Linked DNA regions of Homo sapiens: region 2 is linked to region 1. A link is a loop called in an ENCODE intact Hi-C map of the cell type or tissue named here. Cell type or tissue: psoas muscle. All regions are shown on one strand. Each heading gives the region's core, and the rest is flanking DNA. Links, peaks and the distances in the headings are about the cores only.

Evidence for each region. A loop is a pair of places that touch in the nucleus more often than their neighbours do. Peaks named below come from ENCODE experiments on the same cell type or tissue, not always from the same donor. Only the 100,000 strongest peaks of a DNase experiment are listed, where the experiment ranks them.
Region 2: it touches region 1 in a loop (4-fold over the local background); 37 of 110 quality-filtered maps call a loop at or near these places.

The regions. Positions count from the first base shown.
Region 1 is chr6:72,609,838-72,621,143 of GRCh38, forward strand. KCNQ5-DT (KCNQ5 divergent transcript) reads right to left here. Exons shown (of 3, transcript NR_186827.1): 2 at 8,014-8,169; 3 at 4,523-6,236. Among named protein-coding and RNA genes, the nearest start is that of KCNQ5, 6.6 kb to the right of the region's middle. RefSeq lists an enhancer at 10,612-10,801. In psoas muscle, for the core only: a CTCF peak has its summit at 6,761 (motif pointing right); no DNase peak of the experiment used is centred there; H3K4me3 peaks cover 907 bases; H3K27ac peaks cover 801 bases.
Region 2 is chr6:73,176,697-73,188,002 of GRCh38, forward strand. All of the region lies in intron 11 of KCNQ5 (potassium voltage-gated channel subfamily Q member 5), which reads left to right. Among named protein-coding and RNA genes, the nearest start is that of KCNQ5-AS1, 39 kb to the left of the region's middle. In psoas muscle, for the core only: a CTCF peak has its summit at 4,519 (motif pointing left); no DNase peak of the experiment used is centred there; H3K4me3 peaks cover 649 bases; H3K27ac peaks cover 1,583 bases.

The DNA.
Region 1 (11,306 bases), core at 2,153-10,152:
TTACCTGTTGACTTTCCCTGGTTTTGTATACATTGAAAGATTTTACTTTAAGTGGAAAAATGTTTTCCATATGAACATCTAGCATCATTTCCCCAGGTGTATTATAAAAACTAAAATTCTAAATATAGAAATAAATGGTACGTAGACCAACAAATATCACCAAATGGCAGCAAGCAACACTTCCCACCTCAATACCTTCAAAGGCTGACCTAAAAAGTTTGTTTAAAGCAGGGTTTCTCAACTTTGGCAATATTGACGTTTTGGGCAGGATAATTCCTTTTTTGTGGGGAGCTATCCTGTAAGTTGTAGAATGTTTAGCAGCATCCCCGGCCTCTACAACCTGGATGCCAGTAGCAACAGTTTCCCACACCCTCCCCCATACTATGTACTAAGCCAACCAGAAACACCACCGGACATTGCAAATATCATCTGCGGGGCAAAATTACCGCTGTTGTAAAGAAGTAGCTCCAGATGAATAAATGTTTATAAAACATATTAGTTGGTTTGGGGTTGTCAAGTTTTAGGTAATCTTTCTATCATTCCATGTTATGTATTTAAGTCTGCTCTAAAAATATTTTAAATCTTTCGAAAAAATACAGTAAACTATGGCATGAATTAGGTAGGGATAATGTTTGTTCTACAGTTTTAACATAGGTGGTAGGAACTCAGCAGTTGTAGGTTGGATTGAGGAATGGATAAATTAAAACAATTCTCATTAAGGGAATGAGATAGGGGTTTGGTCTAAACTCAAGCATGATTAGTCATGACCCAGCTAGCCACTGCAGAACTGAACACTGACAGCCCAGGCAAGGGGTCCAGGCAAGGGCTGGGGAGAATGGCCTCAGCATCAGGTGTGGGCAGGAAATAGTCTGCTAGGCAGAAGAGTGTATTCTTTTTTGTAGAATTATGCACTAGCAGGTTATTCAATGTGTATAACACAGAAATGCTGGAGCCAAGATGACATCCAGAGGTTCAGTAGGTAGGCAGGCAGGCAATTGACATTGTGGAAGTAGGTAAACCTGTAACAGGACCCTAGTCACCATTTTAAGATATGGGTCAAGACTTCAATTCCTGAGAGATGACTGAAACAAAAATGAGTATATCCCATGATAGTGTACTGTTAGGCGGCAGAGATAAAGCCTTAAGCATAGAGATGACTTTAGTATATTTTCCAGAATTGAGGTTCTGGCTGTACTCATAGTCTTCCCTTGTACTGCATGAGTAGATTCATGGCAGTTTGTATGCTTTAGTGGGCAATATTTTAAAGCTTAGATTGCAATTATATTAATACATATATATGTGTTTATATATGCACTCACTAAACTACACATACATGCATGCTCTTGGCTTTAAAATATTCAAACTCTGCCAGGTGCCATGGCTCACACCTGTAATCCCAGAATTTTGGGAGGCCAAGGGAGGAGGAGTTCAAGACAAGCCTGGGCAACATAGTGAGATGCCGATTCTACAAAAAATGAAGGAAAAAAAAAAAGCTAGATGTGGTGGCTTGACACTGTAGTCCCAGCTACTCAGGAGGCTGAGGTGGGAAGATTGCTTGAGACCAGGAGTTCAAGGCTGCAGTGAGCTATGATCACAGCACTGCACTCCAAATTGTGCAACAGAGTGAGACCCTGAGACCCTGTCTCTAAAATAAAAAATAAAAAATAAAAAGTATCCAAACTCTGGAAGATTAATTTGGAATAGAAACACCATTATTCTGAGTAAATGTGATCCCATAATATAACCATATGAAAAATGTAATGAGAGTTCAAGGCTGTTTTCTAACAGAAAGACCTATAACAAAGATCCAAAATCTCAGTTCAAGGGCTTTATAGTGACCACAAACCTTGCTGTCCTAGTACCTCCCTGATAGAAGTGTCATCAAGGTACTCCCAACCAAATCATGAGAAATAATGCAGATTACCAGGGAGGTCGAGGAAGTTCTAGCTATTCCAAATTTTCCCATATATCCCATATAAGTCATCCTGAAGATATCCTCAAGAGAATCTTTGTAAAATTCATTCCTTTGGCTGGGCGTGGTGGTTCATGCCTGTAATCCCAGCACTTTGGGAGGCTGAGGTAGGCAGATCACGAGGTCAGGAGTTTGAGACCAGCCCGGCTGATATAGTGAAACGCTGTCTCTAAAATACAAAAATTAGCCGGGTTTGGTGGTGCGTGCCTGTAGTCCCAGCTACTCAGGAGGCTGAGGCAGGAGAATCGCTTGAAACGTGGAGGTTGCAGTGAGCCAAGATTGCACCACTGCACTCCAGCCTGGGCAACAGAATGAGACTCCATCTCAAAAAGTTTAAAAAAACAACTCATTCCTTTAAGAATTACAGCCCAAGGGCCCATAATCTGGGATTGATTAGCTAGGTTTTTAAAAATTATTTCCAAGAGTCTGTGAGCCTCAAAAGTTGTAATTGTATGCAAAATTATACGTTTTTTAAAACTTTTTTGAAGGCTTTCATCAAATTCTCAGACCTCTGCCGTTCAGAAAAACTTTAGAATCATAAATTCACAGATATTCTAGAATAATGAATTCAACAGCTCTCACCAGACATCTGAAATATCACAGATATTTTAGAATGAAAGGATTAAATATCCATTACCATTTGAATATTGCTGTTAAAAGTAGAATGATATGCAAAACTCTATACATTAAGGTTTACTTTGTTTAGTTGTATCTAGTAGCCCTTAATAAAATATACATCTATGACTGCATAGCCTGGTACACTATGAGACATAGTTGCTTTCATCTGCTTTTAAACTTCACAAATAGTCACCTGAACGAGATCATCTGCAAAACTTAAAGTTTCTCTTCTGGGTTATCTCAAGCTTTATTCATATAATCCATTTTTTTTTACAAGTTTACATTACTTTTTTTTTTGTATCTGCTAAATTTCAGCTAAATATTAACAATTATGGAAGCTAATGTTTCAGAGAATTAATCAGCTATTATTTCAAATTGCAGGCTAAATCACAAATGGAACCCAAGCTAAATCTTGTTATACATAAATATTAGTAGTAGTTAACATTTACTGAGTACTTATTATGTGTCAGCACTAAGATAAGACCTTTACATAAACTATTTTAGCTACCCCAAAAGTCCTGTGATAAGGATATTATTATCCTCACTTTAAACATGAAAGAAACAAAGACTTAGTGAGATTTGGTAATCAGCCAGGAATCAGGATCCCACAATTCATAAGTTTCTTTATGACTCCAAATCCTTAGCATATTTTAAAATATATTTAAATATGTATTAGTATTTATTGCTCCACTTTCGATTTTTCGATTTTTGTCATCAAAACTAATATTGGGTTTGTGGCCCCCTGCTTCTTTCTTTTTTTTTTTTTTTTTTTTTTTTTGAGACGGAGTCTTGCTCTGTTGCCCAGGCTGGAGTGCAGTGGCCTGATCTCGACTCACTGCAAGCTCTGCCTCCTGGGTTCACGCCATTCTCTGGCCTCAGGCTCCCAAGTAGCTGGGACTACAGGTGCCTGCCACCTCACCCAGCTAATTTTTTTGTATTTTTAGTAGAGACAGGGTTTCACCATGTTAGCCAGGATGGTCTCGATCTCCTGACCTCGTGATCTGCCCGCCTCAGCCTCCCAAAGTGCTGGGATTACAGGTGTGAGCCACCGCACCCTGCCTTCTTTCTCATTTTTAATCTTCCTATTCACAACAGAATATATCTTCTTCCTTAAAACAATTTCAACTTTGTGTCTCTCTCTTTTAAAAAAAAAAAAAAACAAAAAAACTTCAGTCTTAGATACAAAATAACATGCAAAAAGGAAACCAGAAACTTGAAAACATGCCAGGTAATACTCCCTTTATGTCACAGTCCCTGTATTATGTATCAACAAAATTTTACACCAGAGTGGTAAAATTCAACTTGATTGCAATCTCACATTCCCTTTCTTTTTTAGGACATTTGCCTCTTGCTCCAATTAACTCTTTTTACTTTCATGATTCCTATACAAGGCCCACACTTTGTACTGTTTAAATCCTAATGCTTTTTATAATCCAGAGAATCCAGTCACTGCTGCAGACCCAGGATAGCCAAAAACTCAGGCCCACCACCTCTGGCTACCACTGGCCTCCTCCTTTTGTCTTAGTGGACCATGAGCCTTGTCATTTTGTAACTGAGCCATGACTCAAAAAGAGGCAGGAAGTATTCTTTTTTTTTTTTTTTTTTTTTTTTTTCTGAGACGGAGTCTCGCTCTGTCTCCTGGGCTGGACTGCAGTGGCAGGATCTTGGCTCACTGCAAGCTCCGCCTCCCAGGTTCATGCCATTCTCCTTCCTCAGCTAGGACTACAGGCGCCCGCCACTGAGCCCGGCTAATTTTTTGTGTTTTTAGTAGAGATGGGGTTTCACCGTGTTAGCCAGGATGGTCTCGATCTCCTGACCTGGTCATCTGCCCGCCTTGGCCTCCCAAAGTGCTGGGATTACAGGCATGAGCCACCGCGCCTGGCCTGAAAGTATTCTAAATACTCCAACAAACAGGACCATTCTGTAGTTCAGTTGTTTTTCAAAAACAACTTTAATAGCGTTTCTGTTAATATAATTTTATGCAGAAAGCTAATATGTATATATAAGAAAAAAGCAAATATCTTATTGAAACTCCAGAAACTTGATGACCCCACTCTTGCCAATCCCTGACCTGTCTGAGGGACTCTTGGTATCTCCTGTAGCTTTCAGTAGCACTGTTGAAAACTGTGTTGAATACTTAGCAGGTATTGACTTTCTTTTTCTGATCTGGTCAGTTCCTCAGCCTTGATTACAAATAAAATCAAACAAAAATGTAGTTTATCTAGCATGCATTTTCCTTCTTGGTAAAACTAAACACGAAAAATGCATACTTATTAAATAGAATTTTTTGAAATGTTAGAAATAAAATATAATGGCTTTTATTAAAATGTTATTAAAGTACTCAATAAAATCAATAAAAGATGTCCAAGTTGTTGCAGGCCGCACAATTGACAGTGAAATAGTGTCTGTCAAAATTGCAGCTTAGTTGTCGAAACACCTGTGCAGGCTCAGCCTCGGGACCTGTGAGAGTGGCTGTAACAGCCACTCAAGTCTCAAGTGAATCAACATTATTTTGTATAGTGCCTTCTTCAAACCTAAATCTTCTGCTTGCTTCTCCCACTTTAAAATAATTATCTCCATTCCCTTATCTTCAAATTGTTTCTCTGCTCACTCTGATTTGATTTCTATTTCTACAATTCTGCAAGGAAATAAAAATAAAAACAACTTCTTCAAATGACCTCTTTGTTGCTAAATCCAAAATCCTTACCTTATTCGCTTTCAGGCATTTCCCTAATGAAGTTCCTTTTTCTCTATTGTAGCAGTGGTCCTCAGTGGTTACTCAGGTTTCTTTATTTCAGTCTCTTTCCCTACTTGCTCCTTCTCTCTTATCCTGAATGGTCATGCTTACCAGGGTTGGGTTCTCAGGCCTCTTCCTTTTTAAACAAATCTGCATGCTTCCCCAGGTAATTTGATTCCGACTTATTGATTTCACCCATTATAAATATAGGTTGATGATTCTCAAATTTCAATTTCTAGCTCCCCCTGAGCTGTAAGTCCATATATCCAAGCATCAACTGGATATCTCCACTGAGCTGTCTCAACAGGTATGTCAAACTCAATGCAAAATTGAACACCTTTCCCTTCTTCAGACTGCCTTCTCTTTGACCTTTACTGATTGAGTAAATGATACCATCATTTACTCAGATATTTGTACCTGAAATTGGAAGTTAGGTTTAACATCTGTCCATGGATTGGTAGCTTCACAAACCTATAGCATAAACACTGTATCGTTATCATCTTTGAGTCTCCACTTGGAACAGTGTGTGCCACTTGTAGGTGTATAATCCATATTAAGCCTTTTCTGAAAGTAGAAGTAGTAACATGTAGTGTTTCTGGCTTCACGTTCTTCAGTGGCTCTCCCCACTCACATCAGGATAAAATTCAAAGTTCTTGCCAAGACTTTGTCATACAGCCCTTGTCTTACTTCTGCTGCCTCCTGCTTATTGCTACACCTCCAAAAGCCACTGGGCTTCAGTAGAATCCAACTACTTATTATTCTCAAAGTATGGTCAGCTCTCAAAATTTCACATCTTCTCCAGCTGGGCGCGGTGGCTCACGTCTGTAACTCCAACGCTTTGGGAGGCCAAGGTGGGCAGATCATTTGAGGTGAGGAGTTCAACACCAGACTGGCCAACATAGTGAAACCCTGTTTTCAATAAAAGTACAAAAATTAGCTGGGCGTGGTGGCGTATGCCTGTAGTCCCAGCTACTCGGGGGGCTGAAGCAGGAGAATCACTTGAACCTGGGAGGTGGAGGTTGCAGTGAGCTGAGATTGTGCCTGCACTCCAGCCTGGGCGACAGAGCAAGACTCCGTCACATCTTCTCAAATGTTTTCTCTTTGAGTTATCCCTCATGTCTTCACCAAAGTCTAGTTATTCCTCAAGACTTAGCTCAGCTATTACATTCTTTAGGAACCTCTGTAGCTTCTATAACATTCTGTGCAAACCTGTGTGAACTCATCACCATGTTATAATTACTTGCTCATTTATCCATCTACCCTACTAGTCTATGAACATAATAAGAATCAGGACTGTCTTTCATCATTGCACCACTCCAGGTAGCTGACACCTGATAGTTGAAGATTACTTGTTGAAGAGAGTAATAAGTTTTGAGAACTTCGTAAAAGAAGCTTTCTTAATTTCCTTTTAAAAAACAATGGTAAAATGTCAGTACCACTAGGGGGCACAGACTAGTAACAGAATTTTCCGGTACACTAGCTTAAAAGAGATGTTTGCCTTCTGTGGCAACCTCTTCACATAGTTTCTAAATATATGGATCTTAAAAAGTTCAACTAACTCTATTATTCCCAGAGAGATATGTTTAAATAGTTGGCTAACAGATAGAGAGCAGTGCTGACATATTAACATGTCAGAAAAAATGAAATCAGGTATGGCCAAATACGATTAACAGGGTTTTATAAATAAAGCTGAGAATAGCATTAAGAAAAAGATCAAAATGTAAATACAATTTCAAGAAATTGATACTATGAGACTTGGGACTATTTTTAAAATTTCAGCACAGAAGAGTGTCTATGCAGGGAAACTCCTACTTCCACAGGAAAAGTGAAGAGAAATATTGAAGCTATTTCTGTGTTTAGAATAAAACCTCAAATCCTCCTCCAAGATAACCAATAGAAACTTTCCAGTACTTTTCATTTGTAACAAAACCCATTAAGATTATTAATACAAAATAATAGGCTAAGTATTTTTTATTCAAAAGCTGATATAGATTAGTAGTTAAAAATCTAGTTTTGGTTCTGTTTTTGCCCTGCCTCAGCTAATTTTTAGTTTAAAAAAAAATTAACTTGTCTACACCTCAGTTTCTGCCCCTATAAATTGGATATGATTGTAGTGCCTACTTATGAAACTATTGTCACAATTAAGTGAAATTTATTTTGTTTTATTTTATTTTATTTTGAGACACAGTCTCACCCTCTGTTGCCCAGGCTAGAGTGCAGTGGCACCATCTTGGCTCACTACAACCTCCACTTCCCAGGTTCAAGCGATTCTCATGCCTCAGCCTCCTGAGTAGCTGGGATTACAGGCACCTGCCACCATGCCCAGCTAATTTTTCTATTTTTTAGTAGAGACGGGGTTTCACTGTGTTGGCCAGGATGGTCTTGAACTCCTGATCTCAAGTGATCCACCCACTTTGGCCTCCCAAAGTGCTGGGATTACAGGCATGAGCTACCACATCCGGCCTGAAATAATTACTGTAAACCACAGTGCCTAACACATACAAAACACATGATAAGTATTTGCTATTATTTTGCTTCAACAATTGTGATCAGCACAATATTTCAGTAATTCCTAGAAACAGTAATTTTGTTAGCTGCTGGAATAAAAATGGTGAGAACTTGTTGAGCCCTTTCCGCACTATTTCTCTACCAGCCTCTCCTTACAGCCACACTCATTCACACCCACCTCCTTTCTGCATCCCTGGGGCAGAGGTTGTTCTGAAGAACACTGTCCCATTTGCCATGTGAGGTAGGCCTGGGACTCCTACTGTGTTATGACTCTCATGCAGTCTGGTGAGGCTCATATGATCTCTGACGTTGTCCTGGGTTCTCTGATTAATTTCTGCTTGTTGAAGAAAGAGCGTGAGAAGTTTGTATCATAACTCTTAGAGATAAGAATTGTTGATGACTGATCAAAACAAATGGTATATTATGCTGATACATTTAAAATAATAGCAGGAGATAAATATGTTTACTGAACCAATGGTTATGATATCTATGAAATGCAATATAGCTGTTATGCTTATTGGTTTGGTTATGGCCTGATTGGAAGGAAATAAAAGCTAAGGAGAAGGGTGGTAGCTTAAAGGGACTCCTATTCAGGAGTCTGGAGACTTCAGTTCTACCCCTAAGCTTACAAGGCAAATTGCTGAGCCCTGTGCACATCATTAAACAGCAGCCAATCATGAATTTCCATTTCTCCATTAGTGCATTTTCTTTTTGTTGATTATTTTCTACTTTTTAAGTTTTATATTTGCCCCTTCATTATTTTCCCAAGCAGACTCATGTCACATGCATTTCCTTTTTATTATAGGGTTTAAGAATTCTATTTATCATTCCCTGTCTGATTAGCCCAGGAATTTCACAATGGATCAATATGCACCCATATCACTAAAGAGTGGCTACTAAAGAGCGTATCTTGTAGTAGGAGATAGGCGCAAATGAGAAAATGGGTAGGCATGAAGAAGAAGGAAAGTGGGAGAGTGAGTCATTGATGCTTTGTGAAACTCGTCCAGATCCAGTTATTCTGCCCCTCTTATGAGCATTGAAAGTCTTTTTTTTGTGCATCTCTAGCTCATGTATAGAATTTCAAATATTATTATTTCAGAGTACCTTTCAGAAGAATAATACAATGGGATAGAAAACACACTGAGGCCAGGAGCAGTGGCTCACGCCTGTAATCCCAGCACTTTGAGAGGCTGAGGTGGAAGAATTGCTTGAGTTCAGGAGTTGGAGACCAGCCTGGGCAAAACAGCAAGACCCCATCTCCAAAAAAGAAAAAGAAACACACTAAAATAAAATATCTCTAGAAACTATGTTCAGTTGAAACCATATCCATGTAGACTTCAGAAAATGTTTCCAAGGTCATAAATTTCAGGCAAGCATCTTAAGAGAATGAATGAGTAAAAGCAAACACATCTCAAAAGATGGGGAGGGCCAATCAACTCACATACTTTACACTAGCAGTTAACATTTGCCTTTACCTCTTCATAATGCTCTAATGTAATTATAATGCATAGAATATACACTGTTTTACTCACTGCTCAGTATGCCTATCCTCTTTTCTAAATTTGAATTTTAATATTTCAGCAAAACGAACTAATAAAAGGCAGTTTCCTAGCAACGTCTGTATTCAAAGGAACAACAACAAAGCTTAATCGCAAACACCTTATTTTCTCCAAAGTTAATTCCCGTCTTTTGAGGGAAGTTAGCAGGTAGCAAATAAAGCAAGGTGCAAACAGAGGCTCTTGTAGGAGAGGTTGGCACAGACTCACTTGGCTTTTTCTTTCTGGGCATTGAAAGGTAGGAAGGTTAGAACTTCAGCTAAGCCAGTCTTTCCCAATGGTTGCAGTCAGAGATTGATACAAAACCCCAGAACTGTTTGCTATTTTATCCATTCTCTGCTGGAGATGCAGATTGATTGGTGGAAGGAACAGTGAACTAGGAAGCCAGGTTGTTGGATTCCTAGTAACTCTCACACTACCCGCGAAAACTTGAGCAGGCCCTCTTTTTCTGGGCTGTGTATCCAAATGGCGGTTACTCTAGAAGACATAAGTGAAAGGTCCTTCTCAGCAGCTCAAAACGGCTACCAGTAACCGGGTCTTTTTTATTTTTTAATTAAGCTTAAATGGCATTTGCTTAATCAATAATACAGTTTCACTAGAACTAATGCTGCATCCCCAGAAAAGCATCACTTAGAAATTAAACAGCTGGCTGTCTTCCAGGGAAACGTGTCCCTGTGTCCTGCCTTCCTGAGACTTCTTGCCTGCACGCGGGGCCCAGCCGCGCCAGAGAGATGGAAGTGACTTTACCTACCCAGCGAAAGTAGCAGTCTGCAACAAGGAAAACAGCTAAGTTAAGAGGAAGTGGTTTTCATTTTACTGCTTGCAGAAAGGCCAAGATTTTGACGTTTAAAGCGGGCACACGAGTCATTTTAAGTCTCTAGATCTTTCACCCTGAAAGTCCCTGCACAGAAACTCCATAGGGAGTCTAAATATAGCAACAGCACCCCCTCCCGCCCCCTCCGCCTTCAGTCAGGGTCCCGCGCAGCTCTAGGATTGGAGAGCTTACTCCAGGGCGCTCTCTGCATCTGCCTCGAATAGCACCGCACGGAGCAACCTCTCTCGCACCTCCACAGTGCGTGGGTGTGAAGTGTATTAGGGGAAAGCTAGAGAGTGACTCTGGGTGATGGTGCTCGGCTCACAGTCACATGGCGTCGCCGCCAGCTGCACAGAGCTCCCAGCTAGCTTCTGCTGCCCAGAGGCTTGGGGGGAAGGAGGGAGGGAAGCAGGCTCCTGCTGGTGACCAGGAGCAGGCGAGAGGGCTTCACACAAATAATAGTGATAATAAAGAGTAAAAGCAAAGCATTTAAATCGAGCTATTGCAGAAGACAGAAATCAGCTGCCGCGGGCGTGGGTGTGTGTACAGGGTGGGGGAGAATTGGGAAAGTATTTATCTCGGAGGGGCGGAGACAGCTGCAAGAAGACTTTTGTCTTAGCATTGTTTTAGCCTTAGGAAAGGAAAAGGCCCGAAGGAATCCACCTTGCAACTATCTGCTATGTCTTTGTGGTGGAAGCTTAGTTTTGCCTTCAATTTAATTTGATGATTTTCTTTCATATTTGGGGAAGAGCCACTCTGTTGGAAGAAGTCCCCGAGCCTGGCACCCTTCAGTTTTCCCTATGCTGAATGTGAGATTTAAACTGCCTTTTCTTTGTAATACACTGTTTCTGAAGGCCAGAGGCTGCGGCCAGTGGCACCGTGGCCTCTCTCTCCGCCAAGGGCGCATAGGCTTTGGGCCACCCGGGTGCCAGGGGTGGTGGAAGACCCAGTCAGTTGTTCCTTGCAACAGGTCTCTAAGCTTGTATGTTACAACATAAGGTGGGTGGGGTCGGAACCCCGAAAAGCCGGCGTCCTGGACACCCCATCCTCCAGGTGTTCTTTCCCAGACACTGGGTCCTCGCCGCCGCTGCTGAACTTCTC
Region 2 (11,306 bases), core at 1,408-9,407, 570 kb after region 1:
AGGATGGAGGGAAAGAACAGGAGGAATCAAGGATGGCATATCTGGAGGATGGTGAGACAGGCTGGCTTGAGGGGAGATGGTGCATTATTGTGAGTGTTGAGTTCAAGCAGTCACAGTAGGGCTCAGCAGGTAGGTGGATCTCTGGATCTGACACCCAGGAGAGCAGTCTGGAATATGGACAAATTTGGTAGCTGTCAGCACAGAGATAAATGGTTTGTGGAAGTCTCACCCCAGGGAGTAAAAAGAGAAGATGGTCAACACAGAAGTCTAAGGCTCACAAACAGGAGCTGCAAAAGTAAGAATGCTCTGAAGGAGATAGATTCAAACAGCCAGACAGATGGAAAACCAGGAGAGCGTGACAGAAGAGAAGCCAGAGGAAGAAAGTGTTTCAAGTAGGAGGCAGATGTCAACGCTGTTAAATGCTGCTAAGAGGTCAAAGAAGATAAAGAGTGAGAAGGTCCTTTGAAAGTGGCAACAAGGAGGTCATCTGTGACTTCGGAGAAAAATTCAGTAGAAGGAAAAGGGTTTGAAGCCAGATGGTAAATAGAACACTTTTTTAAATTACCAGAATCTCTCACTCTAATATGAACATAGATGAAGTGTCAAGAATTTCTTTGTAACTAGCAAAGGCTCATCAACTCTTCTAAAATAGCTCAGATCTGATCAGTGAACTGAAGAACCACTAATGACATTTCAGAGTTCCTGAGGTGGATATGCAAATCAGGCCTCACTGTTACCCTGGGTTGGGTGATAAAGTTTTTCAGTTTTCTTGCCCCTGTGTTATTCCTGTTCTGAAAGGCATGTATGGGACCATTATCTTGACCATCCCTAAAATGCAATCTCAGCTGTGAATCCTTCTTGCATCTCACTTCATATTTCAGGCAAGAATACTCCGCAAGTAAAGAAGAGGCACGTGTTTGCCATTGCGGGTTTTGTTAAATCTACAAGCTGTTTAATCATCACCAGTTCTTAATTTTGCTGATGGCATCTCTGCTATTTTAGCAGAGGTGATGAGTCTTTGTTTGCAAGTCACTATTAAGACATTCTTGACAGCCAATCTATGACATGTTACAGTAAAGGACGCTGCTAAAGAACATTTTATGGATCATTTAGCACATATCTTTAAAATCAGCTAATATACTCCCTGGAATGTTGTTTTTGCTTGTTTTTGTTTTGAAGGTAATTAGTTGTGGCTACATTTGCTCCGAGGCTGTGTTAAAGTAGTGTTTTCACTGAAGATGCACTTACTTTGTAGCATGTGAGATATTAAACCTTTTCTTTGGCTATAATTTAAACTGAGTTTTCTATTATTTGCTAAAAATATAGAATCTCCTATTCCATGTTAAAAATATTTTAAAGTAGTCAACATGTATAGTCAATTTATTTATTTACTTATTCATTTCACACTTTATTATTTGGTTTTTTTTTTTACACTTTAAAATTTATGCAAGATTTTACACTCCTAGGAACACAAAATCCCCAAATTTAGTCGCCATATCAATGCTTACAAATTCCTGGCAGGAAAGACTTCTTCGGATCTGGAAGTTCTTGCTTGGGTTTTACTACTCTTATACCCTTAAAAGAAAATCCAACAAAAATCTACAGGAGGGGCCAGGTGCAGTGGCTCATGCCTATAATTTCAACACTTTGGGAGGCTGAGCTGGGAGGATGGCTTGAGCCCAGGAGTTTGAAACCAGCCTGGGAAACATAGCAAGACCCATCTCTACAAACATTAAAAAAAAACAAAAACTCTGCAGGAGAGCCTACTAGATCCTGCATATAAAGGACAATAATGGCAAGCATTAGGAGAACAAGTCTACTCTCAGTGGTGGAAACAGTGTGGCCACAGAATGTCTGAATGTCCTAAGTGAGCCAAATGGAATATCTGCTTGCCCCTACAGTGAGAATATCAGACAGACTGTACACACGTGGAGCTAATTTACATTTCTCTATCAAGAGTTAAAACCAAGAAAATGAGACAGATCAGTGCATCCAGGGACTCCTGGGGTTCCTTGGTCTTGTCTAGTAACCCGATCTAAGATGAAAGAAGAGTAGAGGAATCTTAGATATATAATTTTATAACTTGCTTTGCAGATTATAAAACTGTCAGAGTTTAAATACTGTAAACACAAATACAAATCTATATTGTTGAATTATGTTTATGTATTAACAAGAAAACAACATTAAAAAGTATTCTAAATAACTAACACATATGCCTTCAATAGTGACCCAAATTATCAAGCTCTGCAGCCCTAGTTGTCTGCTGGATTTGTCCCGTGATCAATTTCGAGTGAGGGCTGCCTCAGGGGAAATTCTGTGATCAAAAGGCTCTGGGTCACCTGAAGGATGAGCCTTGGGGTCCGTGCTTTTAAGACAGATAAATGCTGTATTTCTCATGGAGAGTCAGAAATCAGAAGATAGAATTTTCCAAACTGGAAGAGGGAGTATTTCAGTCTGTTTTCTGATGTTTATAACAATATCTGAAACTGAGTAATTTATAAGGATGAATTTATTTCTTACAGTTATGGAGGCTGGGAGGTCCAAGGTGGGCAGGTGTATCTGGTGAGGGCCTTCTTGTTGGTGGGGACTCTCTGTGGCACCCTGAGGCAGCACAGGGCATCACATAGCAAGCAGAGTGAGCATGCTAAGTGCTAACTTAGGTCTCTCTTCCACTTCTTATAAAACCACCAGTTCCTCTCTCATGATAACTCATTAATCCATTAACCCATTAATCCATAATTTATTCATACAGCCAGAGTCCTCATGATCTAATCACCTCTTAAAAGTTCCACCCCTCAATACTGCCACATTAGGCATAAAATTTCAACATGAATTTCGGAGGGGGCATTCAAACCATAACAGAGGGATGTGGAATGCATGTCGGTAGTGTAAATTAACCCAAATAACCAACATAAAGTGAGGGGTTAAGGGGGAGAAACCCACATCCACCCCACAAACATAAGATCTGCAATCACAAGGGGGCCATTCAGCAACCTTCAGAAACTTAATAATATCCCCATAAATGAGGGTGCAGAGTAGGTAAAGCACTGTCATCTCCTCCAGAAATCATTTCTGATCACCTCTACCAGTCTGGGTTAAACACCCCTCTTCTGCATTCCCATATCAACCTGGGCTTCCCACCACCTTGCACATCACAAAGTGAATTTTAACTGTCTGCCTACTTGTCTGTCTGCCCTACTAGACTGAAAGTGCCCAAGCAATAGGATTTGTTTCTTCATTGCTGTATCCCTGGCATCTAGCACAGAAGCTGGCATATAATAGGCACTCAATAAATGTTTGATGAATGAATGAATGAATGAATGAATGGACAAATTCTCGAGTCCCACTCATCAGGCATCACTAGGGGAGGCAGCCACATGGAGCTTATCTAGAGAGCTCCAAGCTCTGGACAAATGAAACTCTCAAATCCTATCAGAGCTCACAGTCGCAGCAACCATTGTCTTGCACCATGCTTGTAGAGAGGAAGAGACCAAGGACCAAATGATCATTGTCATCACGTAGGAGGCTTCTTTAACTCTGCCAGCGCCCAGCAGTTAACAGTTCAGAGCCTAACACAATACTCAGCACAACGTCATAGGTACTCAATGAATATTCATTGAAAGAATGAATGAATCAGTCACTTTAGCACTTCCTTTCCCTTCCAAGGTAATCCTTTGAAAAATTAATGGAACTTCTTAACTACTTCTTGCATGAAACTTCAGACCTCACTCAAGGACGGGGAAGCATTTCAGTTCTGATTAGAGGTCTGACACCAAGGCACACTAATGCCATGTCAATGGGTCTGACATGTGCGACTTAGAAGATTTTGCAAGCTGGCATGAATCATGATCACTTCTTTGCATGAGAGCAGGGATTGTTCCACCCCCAACACACTCCACCACCACATGCCACCATCACCCCAATCCTGTCTCTACTCCAGTGGCTCTCAACCTTGGCCACACATTAGCATCACCTGAAAAGTTTTATAAAATCTTTGGACCATGCCCTGGAACAATTAAAACAGAATTTCTGGAGGTAGGACCCAGGCATTTTTTAAAGCTCCCTAGGTGATTCCAAAGAGCAGCCAAGCTTGGGAAGTACTGCTGTCTTGACAGTCAATCAAACTGCCTCTTCAGTTCACAGTTGGCTGAGCCCTCTCCGCCCTTGCACATGGTTTGGCTGCTGGCTGGGTCCGTCCATCTGTTTGGCGGTGGCAGCAGTCACTGCTGCTTCTGTTTTCTCATCGTTCTTATCTCTGCATATTCATATGCAATATTTTTACCCTAATTTAGAGGATTGGAATAAGACTTTTGTAAGATTTTAGAACTCATGGCAGCACAACAAATGCACCTACATTTCCTTATAAGTGCACATGTGTTCGTGTGTATATATAGATGTCGTCTACCCAGAGTTTCACTTTGCTTTAGTTATTTCTTCATGCTCAGAAAATTGTATGAGCAGACTTCAGTTTCAAGAGGAGGTACTAGTTTAGGTTTGTGATGAATCTTTTACACCCTCTAGTGGTACTGCTGGGGCATATCAGTTTTGTGCAATGGGTTTATTAGACTCCTAGTCTCTTCATAACCAACAGCATCAAAGGAGACTAACCTTAGAGGTCTTTTGCTCTTTGCTGCTGTATTAATCCCAGTGATGCAATCTACCCTCATGAAGAAAAGAAGCAGATGAGTATGTAACTTATTCCTCAGCCTTTTGCTGGTCCTCCAAAGGGCTCGTCATAGGTACTTAATGAATATTCATGAAAGAAAGGATGAATCAGTCACTTCAGCACTCCCTTTCTCTTCTAAGGTAATCCTTTGAAAAATTAGTAGAACTTCTTAACTACTTCTTGCATGAAACTTTAGACCTCTCTCAAAGAAGGAGAGACATAGTAAAAACAGGACATTCACTTAGCAAAAGTGTATTGAACACTTACTATGTGCCAGGCACATGTGAGTAAAAACAATCATATCATATCAAAGTGTCTTTTTCATTGTTGTTATTTTGTGTTAAAGTATGAAGATCTTAATGTTAAGACAATAGAGGAACCTTATGATTAAGAGCTCAAAGCTGGAGCCAAACTGGTTCACGTCCTAATTCCACAATTACTGGATGTTTAACATCAGGCAAGTTACTTAACCTCTCTGTGCCTCAGTTTCTTTATCTGCAAAACAGGGATGGCAATAGTACCCTTATCATAGGATTATACTATAAAGTGCTATCTAATATTATCATTTTAATCATTAAATGTATCTTAAAGGTCCTAATTTAACTCTAGAATGATTTGCCCAGAAATTCCTTTCTAGTAGGAAATACACAAGTCATATCAAACTTCTTTTGTAAGCATGTAAGAGGCCACCAAGGTCTTCTGCTTCTTCCCCAGGCCAGTTCATGGGCTTTCATTTATTCTTGGCTTCAGGGCATTTTCTCTTAGCTCTTCTTATCTAAACCAGGGGTCAGCAAACTATAGCCAGGGGATCAAAATCTAACCCAAGGGGCTTGTTTTTATAAATAAAGTTTTATTGAAATGTAGTTACACTCATTCATTTATTTATTGTCCTATGGCTGCTCGCATGCTACAGTGGCTGACTTGAGTAGTTTCAGCAAAGACCATACAACCCACAAAGCATAAGATATTTACTACCTGGCCCTTTATAGAAGAAGCTTTCTGGCCCTTGTCTAGACTCTGAGTCGCTCTGGGCTTGCTCCCAGCTGTGTTTAGAGAGTAAGACACAGAAGGTCTGGGCTAGCCTATGTGAGAACTAAGCATGAAACCAGGTTTCACTCTTCTACCTGCCAACAAGGACTCCCCTACTCCTCTGGTCTCCCCTCCACCCCCTCATCCTGTAGTTAAAGCCCTTAGTATATGAAATGCAAGTCTTAGAAAAAAAATTGAAGAATTGAAAGACCTTTTGAATTCGTAGTTGATACCTACTTTGGGACATTTTCCTCAATTTTCAGCACCCACATATTTTTTCCTGGTGTCTAGAATTATTGAACTCTGAGCTTCCTTGCTCCCTGCAAGTAACAAGATAATGGCCTACTCTCTCCTCTTATCAAAGGCTAATTGGGTAGCTTTTTGCTCATGATATACGTTGGGAATATATTACATATATTTGCTGGAAAATATACCCTGTAAAGCAAAACTAACAGACTCCAATGAGACTGATGTATATATCCTACAAATGAGGTAAAGTAAGCAGACAGCCCCTAAAATTTGTGATAAAAGGGAAAACATTACAATTACTGGAGGTAGGTAACCCATATTAGCCATGGACTGATTCCCAGAAGGGACCTTATGAGAGAATGCAGGTGGCCAGGTTGAAAGGCAGATGTTTTCCAAGTATGGGATCCCCTCTGGAAAGACAAGGACAGAGATGAATAAATGACTAATGTGGCCTTGGATTCATTTGTGTGAGAATGTCAGAGCATACAAGGCAGAGTAGGAGGTCAGATCCATAGACAGCCTAAACATTCTCCTTAATGTTTACAAGGTTGCCTGCCTGGGATTCACTCTGTGTTGCAGCACTGTGAGTGGAATGGTAAAAATGTGAGCCTTGGCATCTGCAGTAACCTTGTTCTTACTAGTTCTGTGACCTTGAACAGGTAACTCAACCTCCTGAGCTTTACTTGACCCAAATGTCAAAGGTGGAAAATTCTTAGAGTTTTAAGTTGACAGAATGCAGGTAAAGTACTTAGCACTGCACCAGCCATCCAGCCAAGCACAACTCTTGGAGACCCACTCAACATTAAGTTGAAGAGAGCAAGATCTATGTCTTGTTCACCTTTGTATCCCCGCCATCCAGCTCTGTGTCCAGCAGATGGATAGTGGGTGCCCAGGTTAAGTTCATTGCATCATAGAGACAGAGGCAGTTCCAGGCATTCCAATGATGACCAGAGAAATAAGAAAATGCTGCAGGGGGCAAGGAGGACAATACTAAATACTCAGAGATGCTTTCTCAAACTTAGCTTGGACACAAATTTTCCTCTCTCTACCTTCTATTTTGATCATGAAAATCGTGTACTGTCCTGAAAGAAGTGAGAGGGGATTGGGTGGAAAGAGGGAGGCTGAGATAATTGAATAATGTAAACATGTCAAGTTATGTGACCCCACTGACCTGGCATCTTCATTCACAGAGTATGATGGCTAAAACAGGAGCCCCAGAGAGCATCCCTCACACCTGGTCCTGCTTAGAGCAAGACAGGCACACGTGATTTTTGGAAGCACTGATAGCAATCTCCTAGGAATGAAAAACTGAGGTTGTATTCTTTTTAGACTCTAGCCACATGTTTTCCACTGTTTTCTTGATGGTCTTATAATACTGTAAATTTCATTCAACCAATATAATTCCATCCCAACAGGCTCTTCCCTCTCTTTTCCCTGGACAGTTTTGTTTTGCTATTAGGTCTTTCTTTACTTTTGCTGCTTATCATGTTGTAGTATTACATATTTCTTGACTTCCACTGTTCTTGCCTTTCTCCTTATTTCCTCAAAATGATATGTTGTTGCTTGCAATGCTGTTGCTTTGTGTGATCCTAATTACGTTAGCAATCTAAGGAAAAAGAAAATTATGTTTTCATGATTTTCAGTAGCAGTTCTATTTAAATGACTTTTCTGAACCCCACATGGTCCTAACTATTGAATGAGTGAACATTTCTTTTACTTTAGAAAGTTTTTTTATTCATGGAGGAAACTCAGAGGCTTATGCTCTTTCTGAAATGTGCCTGAAGAACTTCAATCTATTCTAAGGCATTCTTTTTAGAAGATCTGTACAAGAGTCTGCCTTGTCACAGAACACAAACATCTTTGAACTATGGAATAGCAAATCCTCATTTATTTCTTCAGCTAGCATTTAATGAACCCCCTAATACTTGCCAGGGATTATGCAGATGCTGAAGTAAAGAGCACAGTTCCTGGCATGAATAAATTCCAGTGGGTGAGACACACTGCCACAGATTTAGCTACCTCACAGTGCATTTGAAAGCACAGAGAAAGACCATCTACCCCAGTGAGGGTGGTTAGGAAAGATTTCCTAGAGCACTTGGTGCTTGAGCTGAATCTGGAACAATTAGCATTTTAGGTAGAGTGCAAAGAGACAGAATCCTGATGAATGAGCACTTTGGTGACAGGAAAATCCAGATGGGCTGGAGAGCAGGCAGCATGCAGAGGAATGACTAGAGATGAGTATTTGGAGAGAGAAGGGGGGAATTCTCACCATTCACTACCCTCTTCCTTCTAGAGTTGCCCGAAGTCTCCACAGTAGAGCTTCTAAACAAATAAACCTCCCATGTTCATTAAACTCTGGGCCAAGTTTTGGGATATGAAGAGTAGAAGACATAATCCCTGCATTCAAGGTTCTCACACAGTCTGGTGGAGGAAGCTAGAATATGAGTAAATAATTACAGTGTGGTGTGTTAGGTACTAAGCTAGAGGTTAACAGAGAAGTGATTAACTGTTTTGTTGGAATCATAAAAATTTCTATGAAAGAAGTGAGCTTTTTTTGAGACAAGGTCCCACTCTGTTACCCAGGCTGGAGTGCAGTGGCAAGACTGTCAAGGCTCACTGTAGCCTCGACCTCCTGGGCTTAAGTGATCCTCCCACCTCAGCCTCCCAAGTAGCTGGGAGCATAGGCATGTGCCATCATGCATGGTTAATTTTTTATTCTTTGTAGAGACAGGGGTCTCACTATGTTGCCCAGGCTGGTCTCAAACTCCTAGGCTCAAGCAATCCTCCCTCCTCAGCCCCCCAAAGTGCTGTGATTACATGTGTAAGCCACCACACCTGGCCAAAAGAAGTGACTTTAAAACAGAGTTTTGAAAACACAGCAGGATTTCAGGAAAAAGAAATAGCAAATGGAAGTAATTGAAGTATATAATTGATTGGCTAGGGTTTTTGTGGACCTACACATACTTTATTGTTGCTGGAACCTAAAGTTCCAAGGACGAAGTGGAAGGTGATGAGGCAAGAGAGATAGAGGCCAGTTTATAAACAGCCATATAGGATGTGCTTCTAGGAGTTTGATGTTTATCCTATAGGCCAGGGAAAACCAGTGAAGGACTTTAGGAGGGAGGTAATATGCCCTTACTTGCATTTTGAAAGGTTTGTTCTTTCTAAGCCTATAGCAGTGGAGATGCAAATGAGGGGACAGCTTTGAGAGCTATTAGGACATGCCTAGTCTTCTTTTAACGAAAGTATAATGACAGGGTCATCATTCTTTATATAAATCATTGATTTCAAAAATATCTATGGGCCAAGTGCAGTGGTTCATGCCTGTAATCCCAGCCCTTTGGAAGGCCAAGGCAGATGGATCACTTGAGCTCAGGAGTTTGAGACCAGCCTGGGCAACATAGGGAGACCCCCCCTATCTCTGCAAAAAATATAAAAATTAACCGGTGTGGGGGTATCTCCTTGTAGGCCCAGCTACTTGGGAGGCTGAGATGGGAGGATTGGCAGATCTGGGAGGTCAAGGCTGCAATGAGCCATGATTGTGCCACTGCACTCCACCTGGCGTGACAGAGTGAGACCTTGTCTCAAAAAAAAAAAAGAGAAAAAGAAAGACAGTCTATGCTTTTAAACATTCCCTCCACACTTATAAACCATAGAACCTGATTTAGAACTTTCATATCTCACTTTGAATCTCTTTAATGTTTTTGTTTTCAACCCACAACACAGCCAGTTGAGAAAATCTATTTGATCTCCATCTTCAAAAACTTAATCCTTAATAAGTAAGATTTTTTTTAGCATCAGTAATGCACTGGTAAATGCTGAACAACCAGCTCTTCAGAAGGAAATCCTGATTTGTATTGTTTGCCAATTTCTGTAGTGTAAATACTCCTGTCATAGCTGTTTTCAAACTACCAATGTGACATCACTGAGCAGGAATTGAGAAGACGAGCAATATTACATTATTAGATAGAATTTCCATGGTACAGACGCAATAGATGTGAACAACTCAAGAGCCTAGAGAGTAACATACAGTAAAATAATTAGGAAATGGTGAGGTTTGAGTACATATTACCTTTATTTTTAATATAATGTACTTGATTGTAAGTCTATGTAATTTAATTTTTAGTAACAGCTGTATTTAATAACCACCAAAATTCTTTTTTTAAAATACTTTAAGTTCTAGGGTACATGTGCACAATGTACAGTTTTGTTACATAGGTATACATGTGCCGTGTTGGTGTGCTGCACCCATTAACTCGTCATTTACATTAGGTATTTCTCCTAATGCTATCCCTCCCCCTGCTCCCTACCCCATGACAGGCCCTGGGAAGTGATGTTCCCCGCCCTGTGCCCAAGTGTTCTCATTGTTCAATTCCCACCTATGAGTGAGAATATGTGGTGTTTAATAACCACCAAAATTCTTTTTTTTTTTTTTTTGAGACGGAGTCTTGCTCTGTCGCCCAGGCTGGAGTGCAGTGGCGTGACCTTGGCTCACTGCAAGCTCTGCCTCCCGGGTTCATGCCATTCTCCTGCCTCAGCCTCCCAAGTAGCTGGGACTACAGGTGCCCGTCACCACACCCAGCTAATTTTTTGTATTTTTAGTAGAGATGGGGTTTCACCGTGTTAGCCAGGATGGTCTCGATTTCCTGACCTCGTGATCCACCCGCCTCGGCCTCCCAAAGTGCTAGGATTACAGGCGTGAGCCACCACGCCCGGCCTAATAACCACCAAAATTCTTAAAAGTAGTCAGTGCTTGGGAGTCAATGCAAGGTTGCTCCAGGCACCACTGCACATACTCCTCTTTTCTAAATAATTGAAATGATATTTATTAATCCAATTTTCACTATTTAATTCTCATACATAAAGTAGGAAAATCTGTAAGTAAAGCACTGGAAAAAAGGCAATACCACCTGAAGAGTGGTATGATGTATAAAAATAAATGATAAACCTATTAAGAGTTTTAAAATCTACTCTGTTTTGCATACTTATCATTATGTGAGTATATTGAAATAACATAAAAGATAATCAGTTTCATTTTTAGTATTGATCACAATTATAAACCATGGATTTTAATTTTAACTTTAGCTAGCTAGCTCATAAATAGCAAATTATGTAAGTAAAAATGAAATTATTTAAGGTTTGCATAAACTATGACTGCGTGAGTGCTAGAGTGCAATATTATCTATCAAATGCCTTCAAAATGTACTTTCTGTTAAAACATCTCTGAAAGGAAGAGAGAAAAGCAACAAGCAACTTTTGATGAATTATCTGAAAGAGCTCACATAACATCCCACCAAGAAAAAATGGCAGATCCCCATTAGGGCAAAAAAGGCAGTTGGAAGTATGTAGGTTCACATCTGGG